Regions from separate parts of the Homo sapiens genome. Here region 2 is linked to region 1. A link is an interaction called in ENCODE POLR2A ChIA-PET data of the cell type or tissue named here. Cell type or tissue: B cell. All regions are shown on one strand.

What was found. ChIA-PET counts read pairs that join two places held together with the same protein. Peaks named below come from ENCODE experiments on the same cell type or tissue, not always from the same donor. Only the 100,000 strongest peaks of a DNase experiment are listed, where the experiment ranks them.
Region 2: POLR2A ChIA-PET joins it to region 1 with 5 read pairs; 4 of 35 experiments call an interaction of 5 or more read pairs at or near these places.

The regions. Positions count from the first base shown.
Region 1 is chr22:17,508,313-17,516,312 of GRCh38, forward strand. CECR2 (CECR2 histone acetyl-lysine reader) reads left to right here. Exons shown (of 19, transcript NM_001290047.2): 8 at 3,501-3,584. Among named protein-coding and RNA genes, the nearest start is that of SLC25A18, 51 kb to the right of the region's middle. In B cell, no CTCF peak of the experiment used is centred here; no DNase peak of the experiment used is centred here.
Region 2 is chr22:17,152,250-17,160,249 of GRCh38, forward strand. HDHD5 (haloacid dehalogenase like hydrolase domain containing 5) reads right to left here and starts at 7,028. Exons shown (of 8, transcript NM_033070.3): 1 at 6,877-7,028. The coding sequence starts at 7,002. It overlaps HDHD5-AS1 (HDHD5 antisense RNA 1), which reads left to right and starts at 7,140. Exons shown (of 2, transcript NR_024483.1): 1 at 7,140-7,588. RefSeq lists a silencer at 6,710-7,039. In B cell, no CTCF peak of the experiment used is centred here; a DNase peak (open chromatin) is centred at 7,062; H3K4me3 peaks cover 1,814 bases; H3K27ac peaks cover 1,098 bases.

The DNA.
Region 1 (8,000 bases):
AGTCACGGACTCAGCAGAGCAACTGCCAGTCCTGCAAGCTCCATTCATGATAAGTGCCCTATCTCGGTGTGTCAGTTCTTAAATCTTTTATACTGTATTTTTACTGCACCTTTTCTATTTATGTATGTTTAGATACACAAATACTTTACCATTGTGTGTCTGGGATTGTAAGTAGTAGGCTACACCACCTAGGAGCAATAGGCTATATATCCTGTAGTCTGGGTGTGTAGTCGGCCCTACCATCTAGGGTTGTATATAGTAGACTACACCATCTAGGAGTAATAGGCTATACCCCATAACCTAGGTGTGTAGCACACTACATCGTCTAGGGTTGTAGTAGGCTATACCATCTAGGACCCTCAGGCTGTACCCCATAGCCTAGCTGTGTAGTAGGCTATGCCATCTAGTCCCTGAATTCTATATTGTTGAAAACATAACAAAATCACCTAAGAATGTGGTTTCTCAAAATATATCCTCATTGTTAAGTATAACACATGACTGCGTGTCAGATTGTTAATAGCGAGAAGTAAAAGCTGTCTTGTTACCAAAAGAGTAATGTTTGAGACTATCTTACTGGTAATACTGTTTTGCAGTCTTATCCAGTGTAACACAATAAAGAATAGTAAGATGCAACATTTAAAAATGTTGACCTGGGGCCAGGGACGTGGTGGCTCATGCCTGTAATCCCAGCACTTTGGGAGGCCGAGGCGGGTGGATCACCTGAGGTCTAGAGTTCAAGACCAGCCTGGCCAACATGGCAAAACCCCATCTCTACTAAAAATGCACAAATTAGTCAGGCATGGTGATGGGTGCCTGTAATTCCAGCCACTCAGGAAGCTGAGGCAGAAGCATTGCTTGAACTCAGGAGGCAGAGGTTGCAGTGAGATGAGATCGCACCACTGCACTCCAGCCTGGGCGACAGATGGAGAAAAAAAAAGAAAAGAAAATGCAGTGTGTAATGGAGGCACAAGAAACGGGGCAGTGGAAGAGGGGTTAATGTGGTATGTGGAAGAGTCAGGAGCTTTTCTTTCAAACCTGCTTAAATTATGACACTCCCCTGTCCTGTCCCTTGGATAAGTTTCTTGATACCATTCCATTTCACCTTGTTTCTTTTCTTTTTTTTTTTTTTAAACAGAGACAGGGACCTTACTCTGTTACCCAGGCTGGAGTGCAGTAGCGTGATCATAGCTCATTGTAACCTTGAATTCCTGGGCTCAAACGATTCTCCTCCCTCAGCCTCCTGAGTACCTGGACTATAGGCACACACCACCACGCCCAGTTAATTTTTTAATTTTTTGTAGAAGTGGGGTCCATTTCAGTTTTCTTATTAGTAAAATGAAATGCTATCACTTGACAGAAGTTTTTGTTTAATTACAAAGAACCCATGTCAATGTACAGAGCATAGTATTTGGCAATCAAAAGACACTACTCGGTCCTCTCCCATTGTTTATGGTAGTGGATAATTGATGAGAAACCTTGATAGAAAACTAAACCCACATTTTATAGTAACATAAAGGCAATAATGGATGACGTTAATCCTTCTCTGTCCGCCATCAGAAGATTTGATACATCTTTGTTGAGGTATTATATGATCGTCCTCTAAACTTTGAAATAATTAACAGAAGGTAAGTCCTGCTGTGATGGCCATATAAAAGTTTACTTAAACCTTTTTTTTGTTTGTTTAAATAAAAGGCGATGTAGATACTGGTAGAGCTTGTTGCTCATGTTACAGAATATACAGCTTTATAAACTTTAATTTCTCAACAAATAAATTGACTAAGGGTATAGATGGTTTACAGATGCGGCGATGGGAAAGTGCGTAGGGAAACATTCACGTTCTGTATCAAGAATAGCATTTTTCTCATTCGTAGCTTTTATCTGATTTGGCAGGGTTGAAGTGAAGCTGGCATTGTCATTTTTGCAACTATCATGGTAAACTGGCATAATCCCTTTGGAAGGCAGTTCCCTGATAAGTTTTTACTGTACTTAAAGTTGAAGAGATCTTGTTAGAGTCTTGAGGCTTATAAAATAATCGCTATCTCAGTGCTTTGGGAGTCCAAGGTGGTACGATTGTTTGAGGCCAGTAGTTTGAGGCTGCAGTGAGTTATGATTGCACCACTGCACTCCATCCTCGGCGACAGAACAAGAACCTATGAAAAAAAAAAAGAGCTTATAGGTATATTTCAGGAAACTGCTGGGCTAGGTTTTTCGGGACAAGTACTTAAAGAAGGTCATGACAGCGTTTGATAATTGGGCTTGCATTTGCATTAGGCACTAGTCATTCTCTTTTTCTTTCTTTCTTTTTTTGAGATGGAGTCTCGCTCTGTCGCCCAGGCTGGAGTGCAGTGGCATGATGTCGGCTCACTGCAAGCTCCGCCTGCCAGGTTCAAGCAATTCTCCTGTCTCAGCCTCCTGAGTAGCTGGGACTACAGGCACGCACCACCATGCCTGGCTAATTTTTTGTGTGTGTGTTTAGTAGAGATGGGGTTTCACCATGTTGGTCAGGATGGTCTTGATCTCCTGACTTCGTGATCCGCTCACCTCGGCCTCCCAAAGTGCTGGGATTACAGGCGTGAGCCACCCCACCCAGCCCGAAACAGAAAAGCTTTCTAAAGTTGCTGACTCACTAAATGTACCCCCGTGGCTTTGCGGTATGTTTAAGTTGTATAAACCACCCCTTCTTGTCATTTTCTATCCTATAATTCCTTACCTAATGGATTAAGTGGTGCCAGAACTGACCCTGGAGAATGCAGATTTTTGATGCGGAAGTCACGGAAGTTATGTTATCTTAAGGGAAGGCCTTTGCTTGTTACCTTTTAGTAGTAGGTTACAGTTGGTGATGCCATGGGGCTCATTCCTCACAAATTGCAAAACTTACATGTGCTAATAAACCTTGGCCTTCAAAAGTAGTAACCTAGATACAAGTAGTTCTCCATGCTCTTTCTTTGAAATTTCCTATAAGGACTGCTTTCCAGCCTGGTGCATTTCCTTGGCACTCACCGCATTCTGCTCGCTGAGCCCTTTTCCCACCCCTGCTCTCTCCCTGGCTTCCCCTCCTGGGCAACTGCTCTCACTTCTCACTGCTGCCACTGTGCTGCCTTTGCCCGGCGGCCCACCTCCGGCTGCTCCTGATGCCCCCTCCCAGAGCCGCCCCTTCAGCTGAAGGTGATAAAGCATGGCTTTCCCTTTGTAATTTGGGAAGATAATTTTTTTTTTTTTTTTACTGTTTAAACTGTTAAGGGAGTTTTTTGCCAGTGATACATATTATAAAAGACACTTGTTTGTCTCCAAGTTTTTGTTTTTATTTTTTCAAGAGAATAAACTGGCTTCTGTCCCTACACAGCTGAGCAGTGGTTCCTGATTGTCCTAAGGAAGCCTTTGGCCCTAACCTGTGTGCCTCATTGGCCACTTTTTTACTGGCGGCAGCAGCAGCAGCAGCATCAGTAGTTGAGAACACCCTAATCTATCTTTTCCTTTCTCTTCTTCACTTCTAACTATAGGGAAAACGTCCACAGCGCACAAAGGCAGAGTTGCATCCTAGGTGGATGTCTGACCACCTGTCCATCAAACCCGTCAAGCAAGAGGTGAGTGTGGGTGAGAGTAGCGAGGAGGAGCTTTCCTGATGAAAGAGACGGATCCTTTTCATGTACTTCCATTCCTGCCTTTTTATTTTCCTTCATTTTTTTTCCTAAACCCCAAATGTTTATTTAGCAATCTTATGCTTAAGATACATTTCTAGAAAGAGAAAGAATTAGAAGACGTGAGGCCACACTCTGGTTCTGACAATCTCCTGGGATGGTAGGCATGTCCACATTTAATAAGAATACGTACTGCAATAGGTGCATGTATAGGAGCAGTTCACAAATGCAAAGATGGGAGGATGTAGAGCTGGGCAACGGAAGGAGAATTTGAGTAGGCAGAGCCATATTTGACCTGAATCCTGAGATGGCTGGGATTGATGGAAGGGGAGCAAAGAGGGTGGGAGAGGTGGGGCAGAAGGCATCCCACACTACAGGAGTAGTAGAAACAAAAGCACAGAGACAGGAAATTATATAAATTTATATAAAATGATATAAATATATATGGTCAAAAAACAGTATATATTAGAGCCAAGCACAGGTAGCTCATGCCTGTAATCCGAGCACTTTAAGAGGCCAAGGCAGGTGGATTTCTTGTACTCACGAGTTCAAGACCAGCCTGGCCAACATGGCAAAACCCCATCTCTACTAAAAATACAAAAATTAGCTGGGTGTGGTGGCGGGCACCTGTAATCCCAGCTACTCGGGAGGCTGAAGCAGGAGAATTGCTTGAACCCAGAAGGCGGAGGTTGCAGTGAGCTACGATCGCACCACTGCACTCCAGCCTGGGCAACTTCAGAGTTTCACTCTGTCTCAGAAAAAAAAAAAAAAAAAGAAAGAAAGAAAAGAAAACCTGAGAGTTTGTGGCAAGTTTGTTGTTTTGTTTCTAATTGGAGATGTAGCATGGACCTGAAAAGGGTCCAGGAATGAGAGAGCGTGGATCTGGCTGATCTGTGGGGAGATGAAATTCTTAGGTGTCAAGACCTCGCCATGGAGGGTAGATAATCACATTTCTTCTAAGACACAAAGCAAAACAACATAAATGGGAGGGCAGGGAAATGTTTAGGTCACATGAAAGAGAGAGGGCATCATGTGGGAGTTTGAGATATAATGTTAGGTGAAGAAAGAATATTTGGTGCAACCACTAATTAAAAGAGTTGTCCAAGGAGCATTCTGGAGCTGACTGTGTTTCGGCATTTTCATTCTGTAGTGTAGCTCAGGAGCCTGAAGCAGGAGATTTACTTGAGCCTAGGAGTTTGAGACCAGCCTGGGCAACATAGCAAGACCCCACCTCTGAAAAAAAATAGTTAAATTACTTTATCACATCACATCACACTGTAGGAAGGGACAACACTTTTTAACCGTTTATCCTTTGGGCACTCTTTCATCGAATATTTAAACAGTTCAGTGATCGTAGAGAGTTTTGAGTTAAGGGACAGTAGTTTTACTCTGGACCATGTCTTTGAATTGTTACGTTACGGAGCCTTCCTTTTGCCTTTCAGTAACATTTTCATGGATCTTAAATTTGAGTGACGACACGATGTTCTATTACAGAGATCTTGTCAGTAACTAAACACATTCTACCTTGAGCCCTGAAAAGGGAAAGCTAATTTATAAATTTGTATTTACTTCAGTATATTTTGATTTCACATCTGTCTCTTTTTAACTCAGAGATGTGTCTTGCCCGATGTTTAATTACCTGGGGGTTGACAATTCTATTCATGATTGACCTCCCTTCTCCAGTATCCTCTTCCTCCTAGCAGTCACTAATTTCAGAGTGGCCTTTGGTCCCTGGTATTCAGCCATGTTCTCAAATGGTTTTCTAGCCTGGCCTTGTTGGGCTCTCTCTGCTGTCTTTATTACCTTGACAGTTCACACCTCCTTGCAAGCTCCCTTTTCTGTTTACTGTTCACTGCTCTGAGTATTCCTAGATGCCATAACTTAACACTTCAGACTGCATAGCAGGCTGAATAGACTGAAACGTCCTTCATTGCTCCAAGCAAAACTTTGGCATCAAACACTAAAATTTCTTCTTTTATTCTTGGCAGTGTTTGAGCTTTCTTTTATTCTACTCTTCAGTTCGAACAAAAAGAAACCACAGTATTACAGAGACTGTAAACTATCTGTTGTGGTCCCCGATATCCTGGAGAAACCCTTAGTGGTGACATGACTTTTTAAGCATGGAGGCAGGGTTTCTGGCCTCTATTGGTCACTCAGCAGTCCAAACTTATTGCCTGATAAAAGACTTTGAGTTGTGACTTCTTGGGGAAAATATCAGTGAGGGGAGACTGTCTCGCTGAACTCAGGGATTCGGGATGCAGTGGTTATTTTTGTCCGGACACTTTGGTCATTGCTGTTGCTAGGGAGCTGTTTGTTGGGTGTTCGTCTCAAATGTGCTGCTAACGGGAGCAAGGGTGCCAGCAAGTCTGATACCTGCCCTCAGAGAGGGGAGCGTGTAAGGGCACAGCATGTTGGGCATTGCTTAAACCAGGGGTTCTGTTGAATCGTCCTTGACTGGATTTTAAAGTGTTGTTTCTCATTAGCTTCTCATTAAAAACCCCCTTGATTCTAGCAGGACTCTTATCTGTAAAGCATTCCTACACCAACATCTCTACCATTTGCAACTGACCCCACCTTTTAAAGAAAAAAATTGCAGCCTAAGACAGTATCACATTTTTGTAACTGTGCAGGTTTATTTTTGCTTGGCCAGTTGTCATTCATTTGGTTGTACTGGTTCTTTAATAGTTAAAACACTACAAAAAGTGAGTCCTGTTTTTTAGTGGTGTTTTCATCAAGACTTGCTTTACCTTGCATCAGCCTAGTGCTGAAAATCAGCAGAGGAATTTTAAAACAGACTTGTGGGCCAGGCGCGGTGGCTCACGCCTGTAATCCCAGCACTTTGGGAGGCCGAGTTGGGCAGATCACAAGGTCAGGAGATCGAGACCATCCTGGCTAACACGATGAAACCCCGTCTCTACTAAAAATACAAAAAATTAGCTGGGCGTGGTGGTGGGCGCCTGTAGTCCCAGCTACTTGGGAGGAGAATGGCGTGAACCCGGGAGGCAGAGTTTGCAGTGAGCCAAGATCGCACCACTGCACTCCAGCCTGGGCGACAGAGCAAGACTCCGTCTCAAAAAAAAAAAAAAAGAAAAGCAGATTTGTTGTTCACAACATAGATTTTTTTTTTCTCATATGTGTGTAATGTCATTTAGGTAAAATTGTAATTGTTGAGAATTCACATCAGATGGGAAACTGCTAAAATGGTAAAATGGTAACCCATGCTGATGAAAGAAAAAAGGCCCAGAGAAATGTGAGGCAGACATATTCAGCTAAGCAGGAGGTGTTTACAAGTGCAGGGCCGTGCTGGAGGAGGGGGCAGATTGTGGAGAAAGTGGTCTGAGACAGGTGGAGCAATAACTAGGGGGACAGATGGCATCCGCAAGGGCAGGAGCCACAGCTGGGCGTGGCCGGTGCAGGCTCCCACCTGCCCACCATGTCTTTATAGAAAATGTGGAGACTACATGTAGAAAACTGTAAAAGACCTGGTAATCCCACAACTCAGGAATCATTACTATTTACGTTTTTACGTATTTGCTTCAGGCTTTTCCTCTATGCATTTATTGCATATTGAGCATTATATTTAAGATACTTTGTGATCAGTATATTGAGACATTCATACATTTCAAGAATTGTTTAAATTCTGATACCCAGATTTAAGCGTGTGAACATGTGATGAGATTTTTAAGCATACAATAAAAGCTGTTTATAATTTGCTGCACTACCAACCTTTTTTTTTTTTTTTTGAGACGGAGTCTCGCTCTGTCACCCAGGCTGGAGTGCAGTGGCACAATCTGGGCTCACTGCAAGCTCCACCTCCCAGGTTCAAGCCATTCTCCTGCCTCAGCCTCCCAAGTAGCTGGGACTACAGGCGCCCGCCACCACGCCCGGCTAATTCTCTGTATTTTTAGTAGAAATGGGGTTTCACCGTGTTAGCCAGGATGGTCTCGATCTCCTGACCTCGTGATCCACCCGCCTTAGCCTCCCAAAGTGCTGGGATTACAGGCGTGAGCCACCACGCCCGGCCAGTACCAGCCTTAAATTAGTTACTTTGGGGGGCGTAAGTCAAATGGTTTAAACTGTGAGCCTGTTGAACATACCTAAGGAATACCTTCCTATATTATATATGTATGTGACTTCTTCGTGTAAAGGTTTTTTCACTTGAATTTCTATGTTACCTGGCTCTGGAAGTCACTACTCAGGAGCTTATGGTCCAAAGAGGAGAGGGACAGATAACCAGGATTGATCAAAATATAGAGATATATATATATGGATATATATCCATACACACACACATATTTACAGTTATGTACATACATATACACATTTATTATATTATATGTGTATACATTTTATATGTATATA
Region 2 (8,000 bases), 360 kb before region 1:
GAGAAAAGACTGCATTGGGTGGACTGAAGGGAGTTAACTGAAAGACCAGGTGGGACCAAATGCAACCCAAGACAGAGAAGATGGAGCATTTACCTGGGAGAGTGGTGGTAAGAATGGAGATCAGGGGGCATTATCAGAGACAGAACAGTCATGACTTGGTAACCATCCAGATACAGGGGTGGAGGGAAGAGGGAGCCACACGGACTCCCATGCTTTTTTATTTTGGTCTGGGAACCCGGGAGGGTGGATGCGGGTATGAGTCACTGAACCAAAGGGCACAGTAGGAGCGGGCAGCGAGAGGTCATTGGAGGATACAAGGTTAAGTCCCACTTTGGACCTGGGAGACAGGCAAGTGGAGACATCAGCACTGGACAGGTCCTGGAGATGAAAATTTTGGAAGGTCTCGCCTCTCAGAGAACCAGGAAGAACAATACTACTTAATAATGGACCACACAAGACCTGCCAGCAAAAGACAGTGCAAGGAGGAAAACCAAGAGCGTGTGGGGTCCAGGAAGCTGAGGTATGTCTCGGGTCCAGTAAAACAGGGACTGGAGTGGCTGTAATGATCCCATCTTCTTTCCACTGAACAGGCAAGACCCCCGGGAGAGGCAATCTTCCAGCTCCTCCTCCATGTTAGCTTGTACATGAGCCCTCCAAGCTTGGACAATGACAGCTACAGAGCCAAGCAGGAGGAGGGCAGGGACCCTGGAAAAACAGGAGGAAGCAACTCGAGCCAACAAGATATCACACCTGAACACCAAAAAACAGCTGCCAAGAGAAAACTGACCAAGCCCCACACGCCACACAGGAAATGCCTGGACAAATGGTGCCTCTAACCCTTGGCTTCACAGGCTTATGCTGTTGCACCCAGACCTGTCACTGTCCCAAGCACTCAGCCAGACATGTAACAAAGGCATTTTTATGTATTCTTTTTGGCAGCCCTTTGAGGAAGTGTCAGCATCTCCAAATGGCCTTGCCTGGCAAAATGTGCCGGTTTATACAAGGTGTTCAATATACAGGCACTAAATTACCTGACTGGACAAATAAGGCATCAACCTCAAAAAGAACTCAGCAAGGGTCACCCAGTTCACAAGTGCTGGATTCAGGATTCAGTCTCAAATTCAGCTGGCAACTCGGCAGCACCTCAGAGAAAACAGGGGACCCCAGGACTGCTTCCCCCACCTCCTGCCAGCTCCCAGCTGTGAGTTCCATTTCTTCTCTCTCCTCAATACACTCATGTACCCTCAAGGATCCCTGGAGCCCCTCCCTATTCCCCAAGAAATCTCACTAGAATGGGGGTCCTAACCTAGGCCCACAGATAGATTTCAGGATGGCCATAAATCCCCTTTAAACACTACAAGCATTTTTCCTGGGAAAAGTAACCATAGCACTTTTCGGATTTCATTTTCTTATTCTTCTCAAGGAGAATCACTACCTGGGCTTAAAGGGAGGAGGGGATGTGATTTGCCCTTTACCCCCATACCTGACACAGTGCTTAGACTCACAGGTGATTGACAAAGGCTGACTGGATGCTGAATGACCCAAAGGATAAATGGTTAGGGAGAAATAGATACTTCCCGACCACCCTATCCCTTTCTGAAGGAAAAGAGTGGCTCTTAGAAAGTAAGTCCCTTAAGGACTGGGTGATTCCAACACTTTTTTGTGGCGTGATCTTGGCTCACCGCAACCTCCATCACCTGGGCTCAAGCGATCCTCCCACCTCAGCCTCCCAAGTAGCTGGGACTATAGGTGCGCACCACCAAACCCACCTAATTTTTGTATTTGGCAGAGATGCGGTTTCCCCAGGTTAGTCTTGTCTCAAAGCTGGTCTCCAACTCCCAACCTCAGGCAATCTGCCCACCTCGGCCTCCCAAAGTGCTGGGATTACAGGCGTGAGCCACCGCGCCCAGCCAACAATTTTTTTAAGAAACAGTGTTTCTTTAAGAAACTTGGCTGGGCACAGTAGCTCACGCCTGTAATCCCAGCACTTTGGCAGGCCGAGGTGGGCAGATCGCCTGAGGTTGGGAGTTCGAGACCAGCCTGACCAACACGGAGAAACCCTGTCTCTATTAAAAATACAAAATTAGCTGGGCGTGGTGGCACATGCCTGTAATCCCAGCTACTCGGAAGGCTGAGGCAGAATTGCTTGAACTCGGGAGATGGTGTTTGCAGTAAGCCAAGATCACATCGTTGCACTCCAGCCTGGGCAACAAGAGGGAAACTCCATCTCAAAAAATAAATAAATAAAAACAAAAAATAAATAAATAAATTTTTAAAAGGCCTAGATTTTAAGTGATATTAAGGAATTACTAATGTTGTTAGGTATGATACTGGCATCGTGGTTATGTTCAGAATGTCCTTATTTTCTTTTTTTTTTTTTTTTGGTTGAGACAAGACAGGGTCGCACTCTGTCACCAAGGCTGGGTGCACTAGTGTCATCTCAGCTCACTGCAACCTCAACCTCCTGAGCTCAAAGGATCCTCCTGCTTCAGCTTCCCAAGTAGCTGGGACTACAAGTATGTGCCACCACATGCCTGGCTAATTTTTTTTTTTTTTTCTTTTGTAGAGACAGGGTCTCCCTATGTTGCCCAGGCTGGTCTGGAACTCCTGGGCTCAAGTAATCCTTCCAACTCCCAAAGTGCTCAGATTACAGGTGTGAGCCATGGCACCCAGCCAGAATGTCCTTATTTTTCTTAGAGGTACACACAGAAGAATTTAGGTTTGAAATGACAAGAAATCAGAGATTTACTTTAAAATCTTAGAGCCACAAAAAAAGGAGGAGGGAGATAAGCAAAGCAGGTGTTGAAAAATGTTAATCATTGCTCAATCTGGGAGATGGGCACAGGGGTTCATATTATTCCCCATTTTTGAATTTTTGAAAACTTACATAGTTAAAAAACAGCTCATTTGTACAATGGTTGCAAAATTTACCATACATAGTTTTAACGGTCATTGCCTAAACAGTCACAAGATTTGCTTTCCTTTTTTTTTTTTTTTTGTTTGGTTGGTTTTTTTTGAGACGGAGTCTCACTGTCACCCAGGCTGGAGTGCAGTGGTGCAATCTCGACTCACTACAACCTCTGCCTCCTGGGTTCAAGTGATTCTCCTGCCTCAGCCTCCCAAGTAGCTGGGACTACAGACGCGCGCCAACACACCTGGCTTATTTTTTATATTTTTAGTAGAGACGGGGTTTCACCATATTGGCCAGGCTGGTCTCAAACTCCTGACCTCGTGATCCGCCCGTCGCGGCCTCCCAAAGTGCTGGGATTACAGGCATGACCCACCGCGCCCGGCCCAAGATCTGCTTTCTTAAAAATAAGAATCCATAGCCCCTGCTACTTAGAACAGCAAAGTTTTCAGGAAAATTGAGCAATATCCATAAGGCTCCCTCACCCATCACTCCAACCCCTCCCCAACCTTCAGGATGTACACAGAGAACCAGGCACCCAGTACCATAAAAAGTGAAGGTGTACATCAATTATAACAAATGTACCACACTAATGCAAGATGGTAATACAGTCACGCACCATAACGATGTTTCAGTCAATGACACACTGCATATACAATGGTCCCTTAAGATTATAATGGAACAGGAACTCATAGCTGAAGAAGAGGCAAGAGAAAAGGTAGCCACAGAAAGAAAAGAACATCCAAGAAAATTCACAGTGAAGGGTTCAGCAGCTTTTACAGACCTCAAGTTCCTTAAAAAGTCTGAAACATGAACTCCAACGCCAAAAGGTTTTCATTACTAGAGAAGAATGTTTATGGTACATTATCTGTTTACAAGCAAACCTATGACAAAAAAAAAGAAACCAAGCAAACCACAATGGACATATTTCTGATAAGAGTGACACCTCAAGAGCCTCAGAGAGGTCCTTCAGAAGATATCCAGAAGAAAGCACTGTTATCGCAGATGACAGTTCCATGCATATGACTGCCCCCTAAAGACCTTCTAATGGGACATGGTGTGAAGGCAGAAGACAGTGATATCAATTACCTGACCCGACCTTATGTAGGCCTGGGCTAGTAGGTGTTTGTGTCTTCATTTTTAACAAAAGTTAAAAAAAAAAATTTTTTTTAAGGTAGGGCACTGTGGCTCACGCCTGTAATCCCAGCACTCTGGGAGGCCAAGGCGGGCGTATCATGAGGTCAGGAGTTCGAGACCAGTCTGGCCAACATGGTGAAACCCCATCTCTACCAAAGATACAAAAAATTAGCCGGGCGTGGTGGTGCACACCTGTAATTTTTTTTAATAGAAAAAAGCTGCCTGTAATCCCAGCATGTTGCAAGGCCAAGGAGGGCAGATCACGAGGTTAGGAGATCGAGACCATCTTGGCTAACACAGTGAAACCCCATCTCTACTAAAAATCCAAAAAATTAGCCAGGCGTGGTGGCAGGCACCTATACTCCCAGTTACTCCGGAGGCTGAGGCAGGAGAATGATGTGAACCCAGGAGGCAGAGCTTGCAGTGAGCCGAGACCACGCCACTCCACTCCAGCCTGGGCAACAGAGCGAGCGAGACTCCGTCTCAAAAAAAAAAAAAAAGCTGGCTGGGCACGGTGGCTCATGCTTCTAATCCCAATACTTTGGGAAACCAAGGCAGGCGGATCATGAGGTCAGGAGTTCGAGACCAGCCTGGCCAACACAGTGAAACCCCGTCTCTACTAAAAATACAAAAATTAGCTGGGCGTGGTGGCAGGCGCCTGTAATCCCACGTACTTGGGAGGCTGAGGCAGGCGAATCACTTGAACCTGGGAGGCAGAGGTTGCAGTGGACCGAGATGGCGCCACTGCACTCCAGCCCGGGCAACAGAGCTAGACACCGTCTCACACACATACACACACACACACACACACACACACACAAAAGAAAAAAGCTATGGAACAATGATATAAATGAAGATATATTTAGTACAGCTGTACAATGTGTTGTGTTTTAAACTAAGTGCTATTACAAAAGAGTAAAAAATTTTAAAAATTAAAAACTTGGTAAAGCAAGAAAGTTAAACTAAGGTTAATTTTCTTTTTTTTTTTTTTTGATAAGAGTCAGGATCTGTTGCCCGGGCTGGAGTGCAATGGCCCGATCTCCGCTCACCGCAACCTCCCTCCCAGGTTCAAGGGCTTCTCCTGCCTCAGCCTCCCGAGTAGCTGGGATTACAAGTAATAGATCCATTACATAGATGGGGAAACTGAGCTTGGAAAGCTATGTAAATTGCCTTAAGTGAAGCCGCTAACAGACTGCACAGGATTCAATTCTAAAGCTCGTGCTCAAACTCTGTCATCCTGCATTCTTCTTTTTCTGCTCTACCGGAAGAGTCACTTGGAGACATTTCGGGACTCTGCAGAGATGCTAGAGCCAATACAACAGTTATAAATAAGGGCGATATTTCCTTATATTTATATCCTGACAGTTTGTAAGTCCTTTTATCAACATATTCTAATTTCAAACTTCCACCTTGGTCACGTCTAGCTATGTGACACTGGCCAAGTCACTCAGCTGCTTTGAACCTTAGCTGCTCCATATTTAAAAATCATAAAAATAATACAGCTGTTAAGAGCTTAGACTCTGGCACCAGACTACCTGAGTTCCAGATTCTGCCACTTACCAGCTGTGTGCCCTTGGGTAAGCTGCTTAACCTCTCTGTGCCTCTGCTCCATCTATAAAATGGGAAGACTAATAATAGTACTTTCCTCGGAGTTGTTATAAAGATTATACGAATAACTGTGAAGTACTTAGAATAGTGCCTGGCACAAAGTAAGCACTATGTGTTTTTTTCATGCAAGTAATTTGGCCGGGTGCACTGGCTCATGCCTGTAATCTCACCACTCTGGGAGGCCAAGATGTGAGGATCATCTGAGGTCAAAAGTTCGAGACCAGCCTGGCCAACATGGTGAAACCCTGTCTCTACTAAAAATACAAAAATTAGCCGGATGTGGTGGCGGGTGCCTGTAATCCCAGCTACTCGGGAGGCTGAGACAGAAGAATCGCTTGAACCCGGGAGGCGGAGGTTGCAGTGAGCAGAGATTGCGCCACTGCACTCCAACCTGGTGACAGAGATGCCGTCTAAAAAAAAAAAATGCAAGGATTACTGTGAAATCCGTATGTTAATGTAAAATATTACTTGTGCGTTTAGAAGACAAAGTGATTCCTTTTTCCAGAAAAGGCAAAACGGCCCAAGGGAGCGTGAGAGCCGTGGATCTGACCAACCTGGTTTAGTGTCCTGTGCCGTCTCCCAGCTGCAGGACCTGAGAAAACGTACTTGAAAACTCGTCAAGCTTCGGCTTCCTGACCACACAAGGTCACACCTTCTCAGAAGTTGCGGGGAGGCTCACACATCACTACCGCGCCGGGCACACAGCAGGCGCCGGCTCCAGCCCTCCTGCTCCCGCCCGCGGAGCCTCCAGCGCTCAGTCGAGGTCACAGCGAGCTGAACTGAACCCAAGGCCCGCACCAAACCCACAGGCACTTGGGGGCGGAGCACCCGCAGGCGCGGCTCCCGGCGCGCGGCCCAGTTTCCTCCACATGCAGATGAAAATCACGACCCAAACGTCCTCATGGTGGAAATCAGAAGACGCGCAGGGAAAACAGGGACGCGGAAACTGCCGGGAAGCGCAGGGGCTGACAAGCAGCCTGGCCCAGGCCGTCCCACGAGCGCTCTCCCGCGGGAGTAGCGTTTCCGAGGCCGCCAGCGAGTCAGAGGAAGGCAGGGCGCATCCGCCCTCCAGCAAGAACGCGATGCACTCGGGCGCGACGACGGTCCAGGCAGTTCCCAGGAGGCTGGGATACCAGCCCGGCCGCCCCTCCTTCCCCGCGGCTCCCCGCCCCGCCTCCGGCCCTGAGTGGCGAGTGGCTCGGCCAGAACCCGGACGTCCTCACCTGAGCGGGGCCCACAGCATAGCACCTGCGGGCGGGGCGGCCCTGGAGCCCCGCAGCCGCGCGCGCCGCCCGCCAGCAAAGCCCACGCGCCGCGCCGAGCGCAGCCACACAGCCCCACGCAGCCATCCGGCCGTCGCCGTGCGCACGTGCACGGCGTGCGGCCCCCCCCCCCCGCGAGTCCGTCCGCTGCACAGCCAATCAGCGGTCGGCGCGCGCGGCATCACGGGAGTTGTAGTCCTGTAAGCGCGCGGAGCCCGTCGGGCGCCTATGGAACTCGACCCGCAGGCCAAAGGGGCTCCGTTGCAAGGAAGAAGTGCGGGGTCCCGCCGCCTCCTAGACCGAGATCGCGGTGAGCTGGCCGCGGCGCACAATGGGCACGGCCTGGGCGGCGGCGTCCGTACTATCGCCCTGTGCCTGCGGATCCCGGTAACATTGCGCGGCAGGCCCCAGGCCGGCCTCCCTCAGCTTCGCGGACTGTCTGGGCCGGGGGTCTCAACCTTGACTTCAGGGCCGGGCCGCTGGGGCAGACCCTTAGTGATGTTCAGGTCCTCTGGGCCCCTGCCAGTCAAGGGACGCTCGTCGCGCGCCAATTGTTAAGTCTTTCATTGTTTCTGTAAACCTGCTGACGCCCTCCCAGCGCATAGGGAGACTGCGCACGTGAGTCCGCCCCCGCGCGCACTGCGGAGAGGTAGAGGCACGAATGTAGTACAAGGTACAAAATGACTACTCCAGAGAGGGCCAGATGACTAAGTCAGCAAACACTTAGGGAACACGACTGTGTCCGCTGCGCGTTTCCCGGAGTAGACACAAGGGTGAATGAACAAAGAATGGATTTCGGTCACTGAAAGTGGAGAGGTAGCCGACTCCGTCCGTGGAGGCCCTTAGCAGAGCTGGATCTGGTAGTCCCCCGGTCATGAGGGGAGATTCTGCTGGAGGAAAGAGGTCTCCATTCCCACCGTTTGAAATGTGTAGGATGCCCTCAGATTCTTTGGCCCATTCATAGGTATAGCTATGCTAAAAACGCGGGACCCTACAATGTACTTAGCACTAGCAGAGAGGGAGTCGAGGATATGGACAGAGACTGCACTAGCTCACACATTAGCAGGCCAGGGTGCGGTGGCTCA